2 separate regions of the Mus musculus genome follow, and region 2 is linked to region 1. A link is a loop called in an ENCODE intact Hi-C map of the cell type or tissue named here. Cell type or tissue: left cerebral cortex. All regions are shown on one strand. Links, peaks and the distances in the headings refer to the core of each region. The heading gives the core; the rest is flanking DNA.

Evidence for each region. Hi-C counts contacts between places; a loop is a spot of excess contacts. Peaks named below come from ENCODE experiments on the same cell type or tissue, not always from the same donor. Only the 100,000 strongest peaks of a DNase experiment are listed, where the experiment ranks them.
Region 2: a loop joins it to region 1, with 14 times the contacts of the local background. A loop is called at or near these places in 2 of 42 quality-filtered maps.

What each region holds. Positions count from the first base shown.
Region 1 is chr12:80,127,488-80,138,967 of GRCm38, reverse strand. 2310015A10Rik (RIKEN cDNA 2310015A10 gene) reads left to right here and starts at 6,124. Exons shown (of 3, transcript NR_033514.1): 1 at 6,124-6,241; 2 at 7,009-7,154. In left cerebral cortex, for the core only: CTCF peaks have their summits at 5,817, 6,044 (motif pointing right) and 9,228 (motif pointing left); DNase peaks (open chromatin) are centred at 6,132, 6,276, 6,591, 9,232 and 1 more place; H3K4me3 peaks cover 1,129 bases; H3K27ac peaks cover 3,178 bases.
Region 2 is chr12:80,065,816-80,077,295 of GRCm38, reverse strand. The region is part of intron 3 of Gm36660 (a long non-coding RNA gene); the gene reads left to right. Among named protein-coding and RNA genes, the nearest start is that of Gm36660, 14 kb to the left of the region's middle. In left cerebral cortex, for the core only: no CTCF peak of the experiment used is centred there; no DNase peak of the experiment used is centred there.

The sequences.
Region 1 (11,480 bases), core at 1,381-9,380:
GCTCTTTTAGGAAAAACAACAAATGCTGGCTTGTTTGGGGGATGGGTTGAATTGTGTCTGTTAAATTCTGCGGTGAGCCAGACCACAACGCAAATCCTCTGCGTACTAGCCCTGCGGCCTTGGGAGAGTCATTGGTAAAAATCTTATTAGTTTAAGGAACACACACCTAGAACCCCGATAGTGCCCTGTTAGGGAACAAGGGAATGGTGACAGTGTTCGACCCTGAGAAAACCCCTGCCATTCAGCTCAGCCCAGCACCCCACAATGTCTCCTGGGGTGATACCGTAGTGCCCTGGTGAGTATAGAGGGTTATCTCCTTTCCTTCTGTCTTCTTGACTGGACAATTCTACCTACCTTCCAGATACTCACCTGTGCAGGTAGGGGTGGTAGGCTCATGCTATTAGCCTGCTTTGTCAGGAAGTCTGCTTTGGTGGAGATGGACAGAGACAGATGAAGGATGTGAGATGCACCTGAGAATCTCCACTCTCTAGCTGCCCACAGATTGGGTACCACCCCAGCCTTGCTGATCGTATGTGGCCATTGCTGGCCTGGTCCTCAAGCCACAGTAATACTTAGCTATTTGTTTTTGCAGTCCTAAGGGTCAAACCCAGGTTTCTCACATACCGTGTGAGTGTTCTACTAGAATTACAGTCCATCCTTGCTCTATTTTAAGCCCTTTAGAGCACAGGGACTCATATTTGTTATGCTCAATCTTTAAATCCTTGTTGCCCAGTAGAGTGGCTTGCATTGAGTGAATGAATGAATGAATGAAATCCCAGATCCCAGGCAGGGACACGTCTTAAACAGGATACACGGATAATGTACACTGTCTTGTCTAGGGACTGCCAAGTGGACAGCCCAGGTAGGCATTCTAGGTCTTATGGCCTTCAACTGCACTGGAGTTGAGTGTTGGCAGGGCCACTCATGTCTTAGCTTCCTTGATATGACTAATCCTTTTCTCTGAGGTGAGGGTCACCTCATGTGGGCTGGTACCCAGAACTGCTGGTGTGAAAGATGCTGAGCTCAGCATCTTGTTGTTGCCTGTTGGGAACTCCCACTGTCCTGTTCCCTGGTTCAGCATGAACTTCTGTCCTTGGAATTGAGCTCTGTGAGGTAGAGACTACAAGGCTCTAGGCATAAAGAGTGTCTTCATGTGTGCCTGGTGATTGAACGTCCCTCTGCTGGTGGCTCTGACTGAGCTGCCCAGGGTTATTGGCTGGGAACAGAACTCCTTCCCCAGTCTCCTTCTCAGGCTCCAAGCCTTTGGACAAGACGTGAGGAAGGGTTTGGGCCCCAGAAGTGTCAAGGCCCTTGGATGGCAGGGCTGGAATTCCTGAGAATGTAGTCTTTGTAACCACACTCTGGCCTTGTCTGGAAAACAGTGACTAGACCACCTCACCCACATTTGGGAACGTGTGCTGAGAAGTGACCTCAGAGACGAGGGAGCTGGCACCTCCTCACGGAAGCAGCCTTATTCCTGGGCATGAATGCCATGATGAGGCCATCTGGGGAACAGATTTACACAGTTCACTTCTTCATACTCTGGACTCAGGCTGGAACAGAGCCTCCTTTCTGCCGTGAATTTGCTGTGACCTTTGGGTATTGCATGTGTGTCCCAAGTCTTCCCAAATGTAGGAAGGGGACATACATATGACCATAGAACATTATTTAACCATAAAAGGAAGTTAATATCGATGCATGTTACCACGTGGACAAACCCAGTGTGGGTAAATGAAAGAAAGTAGACACAAAAAGCCCTGGATATCTGAGGGTCCAGAACAGGGAAATCCATTGACAAGAAGTATACTGGTGACTTCTGGAGGTTGTGGGAGGGATGCGACATAGAATAGCTGCCCAGTGGGCATGGGCTTCCTTTAGGGTCGATGAAAACATAAAAGCTTGCCAGGCAGGGAGGCACAAGCCTTTAATCCCGGCAGTAGGCAGAGGTGTATGGATCTATGTAAATCCAGGGCCAGCCTGGTCTACATAATAAGTTCCAGGTCCAGCCAGGGCTAAATAGTGAAATCCTGTCTCAAACAAACAAACAAACAAACAAACAAACAAACAAAAAATGGAACTAGCTACAGATAGAGAGTCACACAATGTTAGTAATATATGAGAACCATGGAGTTGTTCAGTGTTTTCAAAAGGCTGCCACTTATTCTCCAAGTGCTTGGAAAGTCTCCAGGAAAAGCCAGCTGAGCTCAGACAGCAGGCATGGCAACTGTCCTTAGCCTGGTGGTTATTCAGCTCTTGGCCTCATTGGACCAGATGACAGGAGTTCCAACAGGACCCAAGGGGACAGGGATAGTTCTTCTGATGGGTGCATCCCTTAGTCAGAGACAGGGCAGCATCTGCTTTGCCAGATGGGAATCAGGATTCCTAGGCCGCAGAGCTGGCCCTTCAACACCATCTCTGAGTCTGCCCACATCAGTGTCACCTCTCTCCGTGGCTGATCTTTTCTCTGTCCGGGGTATCGTGTGGAGGACTGTAGTGCTTGTGACCACTGCATGTGACATGTGACCGTTGTCTCTATCACAGCGTGCTCTTTGGTGAGAGGAGACGGTCAGGCACTGGGCCCCTTATCTCTTGGTCTTGTGCCTGGAGTCTGTCATGCAGTCAAGCGAACACTCCTGTTGCGCTATATTTCCAAGACTCCATGCCTGGCATGGGCTAGGCGCTCGGTTAACGCCTAGGGGAGGCACAGGAGCTCCATACGTGCATAGTGAGTGCCAGCACCTGCCCACTAGGTACTGCCAGTCAGTGAGGGACGCCAGACCCTAGGCTATAGAACGCCATCAGACTCTAGGTGAATGCCATCAGACTCTAGGCTCTCGAATGCCATAATAAAGTTTGGATTTAGACCTGTCTGCCCCAATTCAGAGTCCTCTTCCTATTCTGACCCACACCATCCAAGCCTGTGTCCTGGCCTTGCAGTTTGCAGGATGCAGTTGCAGGAGGAGTTGCTGGAACAGCGTTCAGCTTTGCAGCCTCCGGACCCTTTCAGACCCCCAACCCCTTCCACGCTCAGGCTCTCAGCAGCCCCACCCCACCCCTGGAAACTTTTCTCAGACTCAGCCACCACCGCAGCCAGCTCCCTTTCCTGAGAACCTCTGTCATAAACAAGGCAAGGCCCTCATTTGCCTGCCTCTCCGCCCCCACCCTTCCTCACCTAAGGGAGCCTCAGTTATAAATATGGGGGTCACACCTTATACTCATATTCAGCACCTTTCATCTGGGGTGCTCCTGCAGGCTGAGAGGCTAATTAACCTTCTCCCTGGGTAGGGTGAGTAAGAGCTGCCGTCCCAGCCTGGGAGCGGCCTAGCACACATGGGGCTGGCCTTCCTGGGGAGAAAGAAATAGGGTGAGCTGACATCTCCGGCCGCCTACCTCTCCATACTCTTTGTCATGGGACTTCCGCACACAGATCCCCATTCTCTGGCTCATAATGAAGGCCATTTATTGAGTGCTTACTATATGCCTAGGGCTTGCTAAACTTCCACCTATTAAATGTTAACCACATGTGCTGAGCACCAGGGCGGTTGTGAAATTGCACTCGTGGCTCCCATGATGGGGCTTGACTCCCGGCTTGCCAGAGGCCAGTACTTCCACACATGACCTCATGAGAAGCCCTTAGTGCCTGGCACCGAGTCAGCACCCGAGAAGTGATCATTATTAATCTTCAGAATCTTCCGACGAGGCAGAATGCTGTGCTCTCCCCATTTCCCAGATGAGGCAACTGAGGCTCAGAGAGATTAAGTTACTTGCTGCTGGAGATAACCCAGAACTGGTTTTGAATTGGAAAGTGACTTACTTTGTTTCTTTGTTGTTGTTGTTGTTCTTATGTGTTCCTCTCCCTGGCTCAATGGGCCTGGAATCCATGGACTCCCCCCCCCCCGCCCCCCAAGACATAACACTGGAGTGGTATGGGGGCCCTAGATAAACTTTCCTGTCTTCTTTATCCCAGACTGAGTGCTGGGAGGCTGAGCTTAGTTATCCTGATTCCCCCATTCTTCTGATGAAGAAAGGGTTATGCAGGGTGCAGGGACCAATAGAGAATGTTCTCCACAGAAGCCTGAGCAGTAGACAGGCAGAGGCTGTCTGTCCCATCCTCATCTTCAGCTTGGCATGGGCACCCTACAGGCAACAAGCATCCTGACAACAACATTTGTGGTTGCTGTGTGCTAACCCGGCCAACCCTAGAGTCATTAGGGAGGGGAATAAATAGGAGGGGTGAGAACCGAGACTCAGGGAAAGATAGCGTGTCCCCCTATCTGCTCTCCAAAGTGCTTGGAGCGGCAGGGCAAAGCTAGCATGAGCTTGCACGCATCCTTTGAGGTCCTCCTCACATGTTGGAATTGTGACATCAGCCCCAAGCATACAACAGGCCCTTAACAATGTTCACAGAAGAAATTGGCCCCAGACAAAACATGAACTGCATGGGTGGGAAGATGGCACGCTGTCTTCTTACAACTGCCCAACGCATCTGGTTATATCAAATATGATTCTCCCTCAGGCTTCAAGGAAGGGCTGAAACAAATCGGACTCAGTCAGTGAGAAGCCCAGGAGTACCTGGCTAGGGTTCCTAAAGGTGAGGTAGCATTCTGGGTGTGGCTAAGATCTTGGGTCCCAGGGTCTCTTCTTAAGAGGGAGGTCCTGGGTACCAGATGTCTGGACCTTGCCCATTGGTCTCTCTTCTGTTCCCATAGCTTTGTCCTTCAGCCTTTGGATGGGTGGCAATGCTCTGGTCCCCTCTGCTCACCACACCCAGCGCTTTCTTGGGTTCTCTCCAGGACCTTCCTGCTCCCTTCTTCTAGACCCCTCTTTAGAATTTCCACAGAAAGGCCTTTTGTGACAGCTTCCACACAGCCCAGTATAAATCACACATGCTCCTTGATTCGCAGTGAAGCCCTGTCCCAACAATCCCTTCAATGAACTGAAAAGGCCAGGTAGCGTGGAGAGTACACCTGCTTCCGTAACGTACCAGACGTCACCACTGTGCCATGCAGTACACTATAGACCACTGTCTGCTTCCCACTCACGACTGTAGGAACTTCCCGCAGAAGAATACTGTGTTTATTGCTAGTCCGGGGGAAAACCCAGAATTAAAAATTCAACTGTGGTTTCTACTGAATGTATATTATTTATGTTTCACCTTACAGGTGAAATTATGATAAACTGGGGACTGTTTGTAGTTCCCTATTTATGTCTTCTTTCAGTGCCTTAATATTTTCCTCTATAAGAACATGGAAACTTTTCCAAACTGGGCCTGGTGAGATGGTTCAGTTTGGTGAAGGTGATTCACAGGCCTGATGATCTGAGTTTGGTTAGAATCTACAGAATCCACATGTTAGAAGGAGGGAATCCAGTCTTGAAAACTGCCCTGATTTAAATAACTATATAAAATATATACACACATATACATATATGCATATATATTTTATAAGTGAATTAAAACTTTTTCAAGGGGCTGGAGAGACGGATAAGCAGTAAAGGTCATTGGCTACTCTTCCAGAAAACCCAGGTTCAATTCCCAGCACTCACGTGCTTACAACCTTACAAGCTTACAGCCATCTGTAATTCCAGTTCAGGGGATTTAAAAAGTCCTCTTCTGGCCTCAAAGTGCACTGCAGGCACACGGTACATAGAAATACATATAGGCAAACAGCCGTACACTTAAGATTTAAAACTTTCTCAAGTGTCATCTTAGATTTGTGAAATTATCCCGCTAAGTGCCATATGGTTGAGAGCTCCATCAGGGTCCTCTGTGCTCTGTCTGCATACTGTATACTGGAGTGGATGATAGAACCCTGGCCTAAGTAAGTGGGCTGAGCTGGTAGATTCAGGACCAGCGGCCAACAGCAGCAACATTCACCCTGGAATGCCATAAAATACAAACTCTGAGTTGGAGTCCGACCAACAGATGGGAAGACGCCTAGGGAAGTGTGGTGTACGCTTTTGAGAACCCTGTAGAAAGGGTCTCAGTGCCCGGTGGTCCAGGGCAGTTAGGATGGCCCCGCGTGTGCCATTCGGCACACTGGCCAGTGGAGGGCAGTGTTGCCACGCCCATCGAACGACCTCGGCTGCTTGAGCGGCGTGAAAGGCCGGCTGGGGAAGACCGGCGGGGCGGCCGCAGTCTGCTCGCCCGGGCGACAGACGCTCCGAGATGCCGAAGGGCCAGCAGCGGCCCCGAAGCTCCGGGCTGGCCGCGCTGTCGCTCTGCCGCGCCCCGGTCTCGAAGGTTCGCGAGGCTCCAGGGCGCAGGGGAGGAGGCTCGCTCGGGCCGGCCGGGGCAGCCTGCCAGAGAGGGCGGCGGAACCTTGACCGCGGCCCCGGAGGCAAAGGGCAGCCTCCGCGTGATGCCTCGGCGAGCAAAACAAGCCGGCCATCTTGGCGCCCTTAACCAGCTCCTGGCCGCTCCGGGCGCGGCCAGGGGTCCGGCCACCGAGCCCCGCGGCGGGCCTGGGATTTGGAAACCGTAATGCCATGGGCGTGGGGAGGAATTTCTAAGAACGGGAAGAAAACTCGAGGCCCTGGCACGTTCCCTGGGGTGTTTGGAAATGCCATCAGTTAGCCATTAGTAGGCAGGGCCAGCGCTTCGGTCAGTGATTGGATTTGTCCCAGTCGCCTCCTAGTTCTTTTTGCCCTATATTCAAAGAGCTTAAAAGTCATGGGTGGTTGAAGTAGGTCAGAGTGATCACCAGGCTGTTGTTGCCTGGCAGCCCAGTGGCAGGGTCCGAGACAAGGTGGTATTCCAGTAGATGCCCTCGGGCCGTACCAACCCAGGGTCAAGGACTAGCTGCTCCAGTGCTATATGTGATCAGCTCATTTCCAGTTTCTCAATCATTCTGATGTCATCCGAGGGACAGAAGACCCCACGGCTCCTCCTCTTTGCCTAGTTTACACATCGGGGTTGTTCTAGCATTTGTAGTTTTCAGGTTCTAGAATATTCTTTTCCTCTGTCAGCCCCCACTAAGAAGCTTTCTTGATTTCCCCCTTTGTTTCCAGTGAAGGTGCCTCTTCCTGGCTAGCCCACCTACATGCTGTCATCACTGGGCTTCTGCAACTCTCAGTCTTTGTGGCTGCACCCTTCCCTTCTGAATCCTGAGGACCCATGAGTGTCAGGCCCATCATGAAATTGGTCGTCTTACTGGGTACGTAGGTCATGCAGGAACGGGTCCTTGCAAGAGGACTACCAAGCGACTGAATAGGTTTTAATCTGGATTGGGGCCTAGGAGTTATTCACAGGTGTTTTGAACCTTCAGCACAGGAGTATGTATAATGGTGTTTCCTTAAGCCCTGTAATGGAATCCTTTTGTGTGTTTACTGAAAGTTATTCTGAGTAGAACTGTCAGGGTGTGTGCGGTAGGAACCAAAACCATAGGTGTGAACCAGACTGAGAAGATGGGCCCTCAGAGCCCCCTCTGTGCAATTCTGTATGGCTTGGGCTATGGGCAAAGGGAAGACAATCAGGCTGGCAGGCTCAGGACCAACTGAAGACCGGCCTAAGCCGGTGGTTCTCAACATGTGGGTCGCGCCCCCGGGGGGTTTGTCAAAGGACCCTCGGAAGACACAGATATTTACATTATGATTCACAACAGTTGCAAAATTACAGTTATGAAGTAGCAATGAAGGTGATTTTATGGGTTGGGGGTGTGTGGGGGTGGGTCACCACAGCATGAGGAACTGTGTTAGAGAGTTTCAGCATTAGAAAGGCTGAGAACCGCTGGGCTAAGTGCTTGGCAAGACTTGGGGTGTAGGCTGAGGGTCCCAGGAAGAGGCAGGAAAGAAGAGCTTGGGACAGCTTGGAGAAGGTTTATGCCTACGGAGAGATCCTTTCTTGTTCCTTTTAAAAGATGAAACCCAAAGTTGTCCCATGAAGGACTCCTGAAAACCCCTTTCAAGCCTCGGCCACAGATGATCTGCGGAATGCTCATTAAGGGGGAAACAAAGAGGTGGTTTTGTTTATTTATTTAAGGGGAAAAAATAAATGAGCTGTGACAAAACAATTTGAAACCAGGCCCTCTGAGACCTGGGCTTTCACTTCCTTGATGGGAAGTGAAACAGAGAATGAATCCCCCTCCAAATAAAAGTGAAGTTAATAATCAGACAAGCTCAAGCCCTGGCCACATCCTGTGTCAGCTCCCTCCCTCCCTCCCTCCCTCCCTCCCTCCCTCCCTCCCAGGGCTCTCTGTTTATAGCTGCTGAACCCGCCTTCCCAGCCTTGAGCAGGCTTAACTCTTTCCTCCCTGCCTAGGGGAAGCCTCAGTCTGCTCTGACTGAAGAGGCCAGCCTCACAACCTTCAGAGTAGACATGGCTTCAGTAAGGGGATGACTGTCCCCATGTCTGTCCCTGTGGGACCGTCCTCCAGTTCAGCTCCTGGCCATGTGCTTAGATAGCCAAGCTTAGGTTGCCCTGCAGAAAACCCTCAGTGTCCCCTTTCCTTTTGATGTCTCCATGGAAAAAGCAGATATGTCCACTGCCACTGCAGATTCATGCAGCCTTTGTGGCCTGGTGGCTTCTGGGAGAGCTGCAATCTGAGGGATATAGGCCCAAGTCTTTGGGGTTCTGGGCCTGAGTTGGAAGCACTAGTCTGCACATGTCTTTCTACTTCCAAGGTCTTCTGTATGTTTATTCCAGAGCCCCCTCCATGCTGTCAGTGGTAGTCTGTTCCCATTGGGTCGGGGACTCTTGCTAAGCCTATGGACTTTCTACCATTCCAAGCAACAGCTTTGTCTATAGAGCAAAGGTTAGGCTCATTTTGTGGCTTGTCCAGTGTTTCAAAGCTAACAGATGGGATTTGAAGCCAAGCTTTTTGGCTTCCAAACCTGGTGCCTCAGCCCTTGCTCCCAAAGTCTCTCAGAGATTGCTGTCTTCCTTGGAGTCATAAGTTTTGAAAGTTTACTAACTCATTGTATGGGTCTCAACACCCATGGGCTTTCTGAGCTCATTCTAGCCTTGTTGTGAGCTCTCCCCACTTCCCGGGAGCCCACCTAGGGAAGGAGACAGAGCAGGAGGAACTGTTGTGGCTCCTCCATCCTGCCTTCCCTTGGCTCTTCGGACAGTGGTTCCAAGGAAAGGAGGGGATAGAAAGCAGACTTTGAGTTCTTCATCCCTGCATTGGATTGGCTCAGGCCTTAGGAGTCGGGACTCAAACATGGCTGAAGCACATCTCTGGTCAGGTCCTTTGGTGATCCCTCTAGTCCTTCCTTGAAGGTGTGTTGTACTGCCCCCTGCTGTGTGGAGCCCTTCATGGCTTGCTTGCCAACCAGGGTCAACAGCCCTATCAGCACCAAAACCAATCCAGCCTTTAGGAGTGGGTATGAGTTCACCTCCTATAGTTCTACATCGCGTGCGCACACGCGTGCGTGTGTGTGTGTGTGTGTGTGTGTGTGTGTGTGTGTGTGTGTGTGTGACTCAAAGCCATGGCTCAGAGCATGCACTGCCCTGTTCATCAGCTTCTAGCTGATTTAGCCGGAGGGAAAGATCCCATCCTCCAAGGTGACATGTTCTGGACCAGAGGGTGTGTCCTAGACCTCTGGGGAGCATAGTAGCGTCGGCTTCTCCAGTGCCAGGCAGGATACCAGGCCCAAGGATGTTCAGAATAGTCTGCCTTTCTATTTATTTTTTGATGTTTAAGGAAAACCTTGGATAGTGGAGCGTCGTGGCTCGTGCCTATAAACCCAACACTGAGGTGGGAAGGCCCCTGTGGGTCTGTGGCCAATTGGGGCTACAAAGTGAGATGCAGGCCCTGTCTGGAAAATAAAACAAGTGCTTGCTTTGGCAGCAAATATACTGAAAACAAAAACCAAGGAGGAGGAAAAAGTGGAAGCATCTCTAACTTAGAGCACCCAGGGTGGGGTGTCTGCTGCTAAGAGCGTCGCAGGCTAAGGCTGCCGTTTGCAGAAGACAGCCACACCATGTGGTGATTCTTAATAGAAAGGCTTGATAGTTTGCCTTTTGCTAAGGGGGTTAAAAAGTTCATTGTGTCTTAAAATGCTTTAATTAAAGCCATTGAAAAATAATTTTATGGAACTTTAAAAAAATTAAATGTGGTTCCCCATCCTGCAATGGCCCAGTGCCATGAGAGAAGGGATTCCCATCCTTGGTCCTCACATAAGAATAGGGAAGGGTTTAGGAACCTCTCTGCCCCCCCCCCCCCATAAGCCTGTCCTGACTCCTCACCCTAACAGACCTTTCTGTGACCTCATCTGTAGTCGGAGATGGTGTGTGTATGGGAAGTAGTGTGTTGCAAGATCCAAAAAGACAATCATTGAATTAAAAATAATTCCAACTTTATGAGCTTAAGGTTTGGTACAATTTTAAAGACACAGGAGACCAGAAAATGTTAAAACAACCAACCAACCAACCTACCCACCCACCAATCCACCCCCCACCCATGGGCCTATTATCCATCTTGAGCATCATGAGCTCATAGGCAAGCTTGTTCACTTACAGCCCCAGCCACCACCTCCTTGTACCATTTTTTTTTTTTTTTTTTTTGGTATTTGATTTGCTTTGAAAGGGCATGGCTACACAGAGAAACCCTGTTTTGAAAACCAAGGGGGAAGAAAGTTGGGAAGCCCAAGCTACATCCTGAGCCCCACTCCAAACTTTGAAAAAAAAAATCCTAGTTCACATTTAAAAAAAATACATCTGCCCTAAATAGAGTATCATAGAGTATCAGTATGGGGTGTAGAGATGGCTCAGTGGGCAAAGGCACTTGCTGTCCAGCCTGCTGACCTGAGTTTGATCTTTAGGACAGAGTGGACGGAGAGAACCCACTCACACTAGTTGGTCTCTGACCTCCATATGGATGCTACAGCCGATATACCCCCCCAAAATACATGCAATAATTAATAATAACAAAAGAGAATGTTAGTATTTGGACCTTTTACTTATAATGCCACCCACAGAAGGGCCAGTTTTTTTTTTATCTCTGCAGAAATACCTGGTTAGTAAGTCTCTAGAGGTAGGTAGTGGTCGCTCTAAGCCCACTCCAGCCTCACTTCTCTGACAGCCTTGGGAGCATGCTGGTGCCAGGTCAGTATGTGCCAGGTTAGTATGTGCTGAGTTTCATGTGAGCGCATGTGCGCGCGCGCACACACACACACACACACACACACACAAAGGTAGGGTGCATTCAGGTGGAGTTAATAAAAGGAGATGAGAGTACAACGTACAACTCTCTGTCCCCACCTATTCAGACACCCAGCTTTGGGCGGTTGTCCTTGGCTTTCCCACCTAGTGTTCTACTGACCAGCTGCCTGAGCCTCCTCAGGGACCAGCTTGTCTCTCTTGCTTGGGATACTTGACTTTGCTCCAGTGTCCCCAAGGAGTCCTCCTTGTCAGTTGCAGGCTGCTCAACACATAACTAAAGTTGACTGGCTTGCTCGGGGCTGCGGGTATCATGCCCGTCTGCAGCATGCCAAGTGCTTTGCTCATCTGTCCTTACAGCAGCCCCCCCACCCCGCCAGAT
Region 2 (11,480 bases), core at 1,656-9,655, 62 kb after region 1:
TCAGTTTATTTGTAAGTAGTCTAGCAGATCTTATCCGTATTCCTAACAGGAGGGATAAATGAGAATTACTTAGTAAACTGAGACTGTCAAATGTTGTTGACATTATTATTATTATCATCATCATCATCTTAATATGTTTTCTTTTTAAGGGGGAATCTGGCTTGCTCCAGTGGTGTGAGTCGTTTACTGGCCTGCCAAGTTTGATGGGAAAGCTTAGAGACTGTTTCCACGTGCAAGTTTACAACACAAAGGATTAGTTGCAGTGGTGGGAGGCCTTATGGCCAGGTGAGGATGGATTCTGGTGGAGGCTTTTGAATTCTTCAGATGAAATCCAGAGATGTTCCCTCGGGGGAAGAGTTATGGTACAAGAAAGTGCCTTACCTCCAACCCCCACCTTTGAAGGGCTCAGGCAAGACAATGTGAATCTGCAGACATGGTCACCAAATAGGTCCCTTCTGTGCTTCTGAGGGTCCAGCTAATGAGGCAGCATGAAGGGTGCTGTGAACAGGTCTCATAGATGAGGGCATGGGCTACACATACTCACTCTCATGTACTCCTGGGGTGTATAGGGAATGGATCTGGTACTCTGGAAGATGGATGACTACCCCTCTCCCCCCACTGTATGCTGCTCTTGAAGGGTCCCTACACACAACACTGAGGCTAAAATGTGGGTTTGTAATGAATAGCCTAGTGTGTCTAAAATGTGCTGGTTATGTGGGTCTATAGTTTCTGCCCTGAAATCCACTTTTGCTGACTTGGCTTTGGCTTCCTTGGTTGATCTTACTTTCCATATGCGGAGTTCTTATGTGTCTTAGTCCTTCCAAAACTAAGAAGCATGAACGTCAGGGTGACAATACTTAGATTCGAGTATTGGCTCTGCAGCTCACTAGCTGTGTGATTTGACAAATTAATCTCTCTTTCTCCATCTTTGGCCATGTGTATGTTTGTGTAGTCTCTCTCTCCCTCCCCCCTCCATCTCCTTCCTTCCTTCCTTCCTTCCTTCCTTCCTTCCTTCCTTCCTTCCCCCCCCTCTCTCTCTCTCTATGTACACACAAGCTCACGTGCACATACAATGTCTCTTGATGAACAGTGAGTTCACTGGCTATAGCTAGTCTGACTGCAGTTTGCTCCCGGGAACCTTCATCTCTGTCTTCTGAGCACTGGAATGGCGGGTTGTCATGCTCAATTGCATGAGTGAATCTGAACCCCAGTCCTTATACTTACGTGATGAGTGTTTTACCCACTGAGCCATCTCCAAACCTGCAATTCCGTTTTCTCTGTAGAATGGAGATGATGCTACCCCATAGACTCAGTTTGAGGATTAGGTTACAGTTTATAAAGCTTTTAGGTGAATGCTAGCACACGGTGGATGCTGAGCGCAGCAGGTGGCTTTAGGTTACTGGTGTCTCTGTGTCATCTCCTTTCTCCTGAGTCATTTTAGCTTGCAGCCTGTGCACAATGTGCTGGTGTAACTTGCCATTTTATTTTGTGGTTCTCCCTGACCCCTTGATAGCTCATAAATTACAAATGTATAGAAGCTGTCCTGACCTGAGTACATGATAGCTGTCTGAATCAGTTTCCTGTATGGAGGTACCCAAACCTGTCTGTTGCCATGGCTGTTCTAGGAGAGATGGATCCTCTTTAGGCAGGTGAGCCCAGCCTTACCTACCTGCATGCACATCCTTGTGTATCTGCCTTCAAATGTGTCACCGAGAATAGAACGCTTCCTGTAGCACATGAGACAGAGGCTCTCTGGAGAACAGATAGGATGTTTTTGGGTTGTGGTTGGTGGCTGGTAGCCTTGGGGTGTCCATGACTATCTGAAGCTCTCATTCTGCATGATAGGCAGGCTAGAGTCCGTCCGTATGTGTCTACAAAGGATATGCATGACCATCTTCTCATTCCTTGCTTTAACTATATTATTACCTGTCGTTAATAAAGATGGGAAATAGAGATAGGATAAATAGAAATGCGGATTGGATTTTGGCAATAGCTGTCTTCCTGAAACCCAAGGGGACTGTACAGGTATGTTGTATGTTTACCAAGAATCTTAAAAAGGCTCACATCTCGGATATCATCAGATCAGTTCTTGAAAAACCATCTGTCTTGGTTAGGGTTTCATTGCTGTTAAGAGATATCAAGCAACTTTTATTATAAGGGACAGCATTTAATTGGGGCTGGCTTACAGTTTCAGAGGTTCAGTCCATTATCATCATGGTAGGAAACATGGCAGTGTCCAGGCAGACATGGTGATGGAGAAGGAGCTGAGAGTCTCTACATCTTGATCTGAAGGCATCCAGGAAGAGTATCTTTCTCTTCCTCCCTGAGCAGAGCTTAAGCATAGGACCTCAAAACCCACCCCATAGTGATACACTTTCTCTAATAAGGCCCATAGCTCCTGATAGTGTCACTCCCTGTGGGCCAAGCATGCAAACACATGGATATATGGGGGTCCAAACCTATTCAAACCACTACATTGACCTAAGGACATGCCGTAGAATGTGCAGAAATGTGTTCTGCACAAAGATGTCTGCTATGAATCTGTTTATGCAGTGCCAGGAACAATGGCAGTGTCCAGCAACTCAGATAAAGTTGTACTGAAATTATAGGCATGTCAGTTCTGGCAGTTTCCATCCTTTTATAGGTTTGCAAATGCCTTGAAAAGTTAGGAGAATGAAGATTCCCAGCCCCTGCCACAAGCAATTCTGGTTTAATGGGTCCGGGATGGGGTCCAGATATCCATATTTTCAGCATGCCCTGTGTGACTCTTACTACAGATGTTCTGTAGATCAACATTTGGAAAACTGATAAACTTGATGGGATTTTGCCATCATTTAAAACGATGTTTATAGAAAGATTACAATAGTGTGGAGGAATGTTTTATAAATAAAAAAGTATGTAAAATTGTATATGTTACTCTGTATCCAATTATGAAATAGTTATATAAAGCAAAGTAAAAATATACAAAAGAGTAAACAGAGGTGGCCTCAGGGTGGTTGATAAATGGAGATTTTTTTCCCCTACATTCTCTAAAATTTCCAAAAGTAAATTAAAAAACAGAAAAAGTCTAAATCCATAGGGCTGGAAAAGTTGCTTAGTCAGTAACATGCTTGCATGAGGACAAGAATGTAACCCACAGAACCCACATGAAGCAGCGAGGTGTGGTTGCCCAGGCTGGAAAGCCCAGAGCTGGGAAGGTGGAAACATGTCCCTGGGACACCTAGCCAGGTAACCTAGCCAGAGTGACCCTGTCACACAAAAAGAGCATAAAAGCAAAGCAAAGAAAAACAGAAGAAAACAAAACCCCAAATAAACAGGATGGAGGCTGCCTGGGGAAAGACTCCTGCACACACACACACACACACACACACACACACACACACACACACCACACATACCACACACACATACACACACATACACACACTGTGCACACAATACACACACTGCACACATACACATACACACACTGTGCACACACACACACTGTGCACACAAATAACACACACACACACACACACACACACACACACACACACACCCCACATGATAAACTGGGCATGGTGGCAAACACCTGTTACTGCTTGGAAGCTGGAGGCAGGAGAATCAGAACTTCAAGGTCAATCACAGCTCAACACTGAGCCAGCCTGGGCTATCTGAGTCCCTGTCTCAAAACAAACCAAAAGCCATAAACCTGCTATTTGAAAACATATTTTTCTTGAAGCAGATTAAAGGATGTTTTGTTACCTTATTTCCTGGATTTATATGGGTGTTGGGGAGGGAGGTTTCATTTTCTTTGTAAATAATCTGAAATTAGCCAACATTGGACCATCTTCAGTTGGGCTCCAAGTCCCCATGGCAATGCTCCTGCAGGCAGCTGCACCCCAGACATTTTATAAACTCTCTGGAGTTCTAGAAGGGCACAGCCATCCCATTTGTTCTCAGTCAGATAATACGAACTCTTGGGGGCTGATAGCTTAGCAGTAAAACGTGAGCTTAGCGTCTACAAAGCCTGGCTTCAGTCTCCACCAACAATAGACAAAGAGTAGGTAAATTAACACATGTATGTGCACACATAAGTAGTAAATAAGTATTGAAGAATGCTCTCTCTCTCTCTGGTGTGTGTGTGTGTGTGTGTGTGTGTGTGTGTGTGTGTGTGTGTGTGTCTGTGTCTGTGTCTGTGTCTGTGTTTCTCTGTCTCTTTGTCTCCCTCTGTGTGTGTCTCTCTTTCTCTTTTTGAGACAGGGTTTCTTTGTGTAGCCCTCCGTGTCCTGGAACTCAGGCTGGCCTCGAACTCAGAGATCTGCCTGCCTCTGCCTTCTGAGTGCTGGGCTTAAAGGCATGTGCCAACACCAGCTGGCTGTTTTTAAGATTCTTTAGATATTACAACTTGGATAGGATAAGGAGACATTGCCTTAAGAAGTTGGACATTAGAAAAACCAAAGTCATTGTCTGAAAGAAGCATGGACTGCAGGGGCCACCACACAAAGTCCATTGTGGCCTTGAAAGTAGAGATGTGTTGCTCTGGGGCAGAGGTCTGGGGTGGGATATCAGCACCCTGTCTCTGTCTGCCAGCTGTGAGGGCATCTCTTCTTAGCTGGTGCATGGCTGTTTTCTGCATGTCTTCACTCTGTAAAGGGTAATATTTAAATCTCTTCTCAGGAGGATACGACTACTTGATCAAGACTTCATCTTGATTATCCCATTAAAGACCCTATCAGTCAGTAAACTGTTGGATGTGCCAGCACAAGGGCCTGGGGTTGGATCTCCAGTGCTCACGTAAGAGGTGGGTTATGGTGGCCAGTGTCTGTAGTCCCAGCTACAGGGTGGAGAGAGAGGCTTGGTGCCAGGAGGTGAGGCAGAAGAGCACAGAAACAGGAGGATCTGGCTGCTTGCTGGCCAATCAGACTGGCCAATCAGGCTAGCCAACTAGGGAGTTTCAGATTTAGTGAGAGACCCTACCTCAAAAAATAAGGTGGAAAAGAAGGAGGAAGTCATCATATTGGCCTCTGGCTCCTACATGTTCACCCTGTCACATGTCTATGTACATACAGATACCATAAGTGATCTTATCTCTAAATAGGTATGTGTGCATGTGTATGTTGTATATGTATATATGTGTGTATGTTTATGCTGTGTATGTGTGTGTTGTATATGTGTATATGCTTATGTGTAGTGTGTATGTGTGTGGTGTGTATATGTGCATGTATGTGACTTCTGTGTGCATATGTGTATGTGTGTGGAAGTTGATGTCAGGAATCTTCCTCTGCCTTCCACTATTCTACCTTATTCTTTTGAGGTAGGTAGGGCCTGTTAATCAATCCCAGAACTCCCTGGTTCATTTGGTCTCATACTTAGCTTGCTTCAGGGGTGCCCTGTCTCTGCCTTCTGAGACTGGAATAATAGGGAGACTGTGATAGGCTCCAATGTTTATGTGGGTTTGGGGACCCAAACTTATGTCCCTTTACTTGTGGAGGAAGTGCTTTAGCCTTGGCACGGTCTCCCAGTCCCATTGTTTTTCTTGAGACAGTACCATATGTATCCCAGGCTGGCCCCAAACTTGCTATTTAGCCAGCCTTTGAACTAATTGCTTTAAGCACTTGCATACTTTTCTGTAGTACATACCTATGGTATATCACTTAATTATTCTTTTACTAATTGTTATTTATGTTACTTCTGTTTCTCAATTTATGATAAACATGAGCACAATGAATATATCTGCTTATTTGCCTTTGAGAGCTTGTGTGAATAGATACCTACAAAATAAATTCTTAAGTGCAAAATAACCAGGACAAAGGGGATCTCTATATATTTAAAATATTGATACATTTTGCAAACTGCTCTAAAAAGTGACTGTTAGTTTACTTGCCAGATTATATGTCTGTCATTTTTTAATTTATTACAGTGCTAAGTAAGGCCTGTCACTTAGAGCCCAGAAGTGGACACAGAGGGACAAAGAACCTTCTGTGTTTGTCATGGGAGATGTGAATTTTATGACCCTCTCCTTGCCATGGTCCAGGCCCTCCAGGATCTCCTCTGATGTATGGGCAGCTCCTTGTGAGGCCACGCCCTAGTCACCCCCCCACCCCCACCCCCGGCCAGAGTAACCACCTTAGAGTGCCTCCATTCATGCTGCCATTGCTCATTCAGTAGGACTACTCTCTGAGGCCAAGCTAGGCTCAAAGAGGCATACACAAATAAGAAGAGGTGAGGAACCAAGTTTGCAGGGCTTTGAATACTAAATCAGGGGATTTCCCCCATTAGGGAACGATTCCTCTGGTTACCCAAAAAGAATTGGGTAAATGAGGCAGAAACATCAGAGAAATAAGACAACGAGCGCACCACAAAACTTCTTATGTCATCAACCATTTCCTTATTAAAAATGTTTTTTAAATAATATGCAAGTTTAACTACCAGGCAAACGGTCAGTTTTCCCTTCCCTCAGTTTATTACAGGTTGTACTAGAATGGTCTTCTTACAAAGTAATAAAATGTAAATGTGGCTTTTAGGTATGCTAATGCTTTAGGTTGGCTGAACACCAATTTCCCAGCGGGCTCTGCTCAGAGGAGCCTAAAGGAACCTATGAGAGCCCGGTAGGCATAAGAAGGAGAGGGGAGACCAAGTCCCCTATCCTAGTTTGAGAAAGTTGGGATTCCCCAGAGGGGACCCTCAGCCTTGTACTTCTTAGGGAATAGAAAATACTTGTCCCCAGGGCCACTGAAATGCACAGCATGTAACATCTGTACAGAAAAAGTGTGTTTGTTTCCCAAGGAGAAATTTAGAATAGGGTGAGATAAATAAGGAAGACTTTCAGGCTCAGGGCATTCAAGAAGGGAGTTATGGAACACATAGCAGGTGTTTTAGGTGGGAGAACAATTTAATTGTGTGAATAGTGTTACCTGTGTAAACTTAACTTCTTCTGTAAATCTGAGGTCATGATGTCATGGTCCCTTCCTTCCCCATCACTTTGGAGCCAAACCTAACTTGGCAATAAAATGTGACCCACCTGGAGAGAGGCAGCTTGCAGTCTTCACTGAGCGGCTCTGACAGGACAGTTGCAGGACATGGATGTGGTGTCAAGGGCCTGACCTAAGGTGTGTGTGTGTACTCTGATGTGTGGTCCCCTAGGAATTAGAATGAAAGACTGTTAACTTGTATTCATAGCTCTGTCCTGCAGGCATTTACCAAGTACTTTTCAAACAATATAATCTTTACAGTGACTCTACAGGACTGGGGTTCTATTATATAGATGAGGATACTGAGACTCCACCCTAATAAATGAAGTTGCCATTAAGGCTGAATCTAAGATCGCACTGTCTGGGTAACAACATCGAAGTAATGTCCTTGGTGAGAATGGCTTTAAAATCAAGCTGCAGGGTCAACATGGTGACACATAGCTTTAATCCTTATACTCAAGGGACAGAGTCAGGAGGAACTCATTGAGTTCGAGGCCAGCTTGATGTACATAGCCAGTTCCAAGCCAGATAGGGCTACACAGTGAGACCTTGTCTCAAAACAAACAGATAGACAGTCAAAACCTACAACAAAGCCAAAATCCCCAAATAAACAACAAGACAAAAAAGACAAACAAGACAAGATAAACAAACCCACATTGAAGATGGACGTCAGATGGGAGAGGCTCAAGGAGAAAAGCTGGAGGGAAGGTGGGATTGAATTGGAAGTGGGGGTAGATGGTGGCAGGGTGACATCTCAGATCAGGTAAATGGCCAGGGTTGGGGGCTAAAGGAGATCCAGGCCTCTCAAGTATAGAGTCCTGGAGAGGAGTCTTCAGTTTGGGCAGCATAGCCTGGCTCCCTAACCTGGCCTTTAACCTGTCTTGGTTTTCAGCCATTCATTCCCCTTTCTGTCCAAAGAGGAACAGCCACAGAAGAAGAAAGATCCCCTTCGCCTACTCAGTGTGGCAGGAAGAGGAACCTGGATGTGATTTGGATTTTTTAAAAAAGAGATCTTGCTTTGGTGTGGCCCAATGTAGCTTTTCACTTGCGGGTCTGATTGCAACCACAAGTGACTGCACCTCTGAGGGGACTCTTGGCAGCCACCTCTGAGGGTGGGGTTTTCCCCTCCCCAGCCTTGTGACTCCTCAGGTGCCTCCAGTTATCTCTACAGCCACTGGAGACTTCTTCAGGCCAAACTGAAGCATCTGACAAACATTCGAGGCCAGCCTGATCTACAGAGTGAGTTCCAGGACAGCCAGAACTAAGGCAGAGAAGCCCAGCTTCAACAAAACAAAACAAAACAAAACAAAACAAAACAAAACAAAACAGAAAAAAGAAAAAAGAAAAAAGAAACCATCAGCCTTCTAAAAAATGTGAACTGGATTCTGTTCTAGTCTTAGCTCTTTCTTGACTCATCTCCTCACTCTTCAGACCTCTTCCCTCTCCCTCCACAAATTAGTGGCTCCCCCACTTCCCACCCCATCCCTCCTTCCCTCCCCCTGAAGCCCTTTTTTCCCATGCATCCTTCTTACTTTTGAGCATGCTTGTGACCTGCTGAGTTTAATTAGGGTTGTTTGCATCAGTATGGGGGGGGGGTTGTGATGTACTGAAACATGGGTAACTCATTAGTGACTCCAGTACTGAAGAAAGTGACATCCTCTCCCCAGAGGTCATTAACTGTCAGGAGTCCCTTAGGCAGGAGTGGGGCCTCATGAGCTCCCCCAGCCCCCCAGATGAAAATTTGATGGACCCAGTGTTGTGCAGGTCTTTTATGGTAGCCATAGCTGCAGTTGAGTTCCTGAGTCCACTATCCATGTCATGTCCATGTTTTGTGGCACACCTCCCTATCCTCCGATCCCTATGCTCTTTTCACCCCCTCTTCTGAGATATTTGCTGCCATGTTTGGGGTCAATCTCTCTTCTGTTCCGTTTGGCTTCTCTTGAAGCCTGAGTGAAGTGGGATGAAGATGGGGCAGCCACGGATGCTGAGAAGAGTATGGAGTATAACGGCAAGAGGATGCTGCTGTCTGCTCATCGCCTAGGACAGAAAATCTGCCTTCCTACCTGCTCTGATTCTGTTTTACTGGAGAAGAGGACCTGCTGTATAGCAAGGCTCTTTATTCCCATAATTCTCTGTCTCTAGGCCATTCGAGTACAGCCCAAACTTCAGTGGCAAAGAAGAGGCAAGTTTCAGAAGCATGAACAGGGACACCTGCTTTCTTGTTTTGATAACGGATGAAAATATCTTCCCTTTGCTGCTGTTGCTACGCTGAATCAGGATTGAGAAGTTAGAGTATCTCTTACCTGATTGGCTTAGGACCACTTGCAGTTCATTGGTCAGAGTCATTCAGACGCCCCTCCCCTCCTCCTCCTCCTCCTCCTCCTCCTCCTCCTCCTCCTCCTCCTCCTCCTCCTCCTCCTCCTCCGACTGCAAAGCATTCTGGGAAATTCAGGGTCTTCCATGGATAATTAGTGGGTGAAAATGGACTCCCCCCCACCCCCCGCATTTTCCTCATCTCTGAAATGGATGGTTGAACTGGATAACCTACTTCCAAGAAGGTATTACTCTTGCGTTCCAGGATTGTGTGAGCCAAAGGCTTGACACCTAGGCATGTGACAGTGTTCCAGGAGACCGTTCCCATCTTAAATGGCAATTTATTCCCCCATTCCTTCCCAGACCCTCTCTGAATTTTTTTTCCTTTTGAAACACCCCCTTGAACTTCCAGGTCCCAAATATTTCCAGCCTGTGAGATAAAACAGCCTCAGCCTCTGATTGTCACCAGATCAATGCAAACATTTTACTTTACTTTCTGAAAGAAAGGGGACTTTTCTTGGAGCACGACAGAAATGAAGTGTTGACAGGCAGGCTGCTGCAGGCTTGGACCACCTCAAACCACCTGGCCAGGGGCATTCTCCTCTTTGGCATCTCTATAAGGAAGGTAGAAACAATTCTAAGATTCCCTCATTTGATTTCTCCTTTTTCTATGTTTCTATCCTATTCCCAATCGGGGTGAGATCCACACTAATTCCTAATGTGTGTGTATGTGTGTAAACAAAGATGTGTTTGCAGCTGGGTACAGTGTACCTGCCTGCGATCCCAAGAAAGTGGCAGGATGAAGCAGAAAGATCATGAGCTGGAGGCCAGTCTGGGTGACTTCGACCCTCTCTCCAGATAAAAGTCAGAAGGGATAGAGTACCTCAGCCATGCTTGCTTGCCAAGGTGCTTCAGGGTCAGTCTCTAGTATAGGGAAGTATGACTTACTCAACCTGGGGAAACACTGTCCTATTTGACAGATCAGGAATGTGCCAGAATCTCAGTACTCATGATTCTGAAGGACATTTGACAAACTCTCACAATCTCAGGAGGAAGGATTGAGGCCTAGCCATGTCTTTGATAGCATCATGTCACATGCTGTCACTCTGACCTCAGGCAGGCTCCAGTTTTGATAACTAAACTTCTGTCTTCCTCAGGAGTCTGTAATGACCCTCCCTCTCCTCCCACCTCCCCACCCGGAATCTCTGTCCTTTCAGAAGAGATCCTTCTGGGTTCACCACAGGCGTACTCATGTCCTCTGCAGGAATGTCTGAGGCCTCTGGGCATTGCCATTAAAAAACAAAACAAAACAAAAACAACAACAACAAAATACCCCTGCATAGCCTGTCAGCCGGGCACCACCCCAACTGTGTCAGAAGCTATGGATTCCAAGAGATCTGGTAGGCTCCAGTGTTCCATGGCTGCTAGAAAATCTTGGACGTTCCCTTTTATTAAGAGGTGCCGTATAAGTTTCTCCAGGATGGTAAAGCTTTGCTCAGTAAAACATGCAGAAGGTGATGTTCTGTGACTTTTGGGTTTGGCTATATAAGACCCCACAGCTTCTGTCTGGCCCTCCTGGAATGCATGTGGGGAACCCAGATGCCATGCTACAAGAAGCGCGAGGCACTAGGACAGGCCACAAGCACTTCTTCAGTCCTGGGGGGTGGGGGGAAACCAAGTGTCAGAATCAAGGAGGTCTGAGACAGTGCATGAAGAAGTCTATTGGTAAGTCTAGATTCCAGTATTTTACCCTCCCCTGCTGACATGGTTGAGGGAGAGGGCTATCCCTTGTAGGGCCCTTTGTAAATTTCTGACTCTGAAATCTGTGAATAGGAGAAAATGAATGGGTTTGCTACAGCACCCGATTTGAGGTAGTTTATTGCATAGTCATTGATAATTGGAAAACTATTGTTCTTCGGCCATTAATACAAGCATGGATGGGATCAAATGTCAACTTCCAGGAGAGACATCTATAGTGCTCATTCCTCTGCAGCCCTCTAATGACAATGTAGAGGGTTCAACAACCACCACAACAAGAAGGACAACAGAAGAATTATTGGGAAATTGAGGGTGTTACAGACAGAGGTAGGGAAGCAGGGCACAGGTGGCAATGAGTTGGCTGGATGGTCAGAACCTAGGTTCTTCCACCTGCTGGCCCGGCTCTCCTGGCCTCTCATTCCATTCCTCAAGAGCTTCCATGCTATTGCTCCT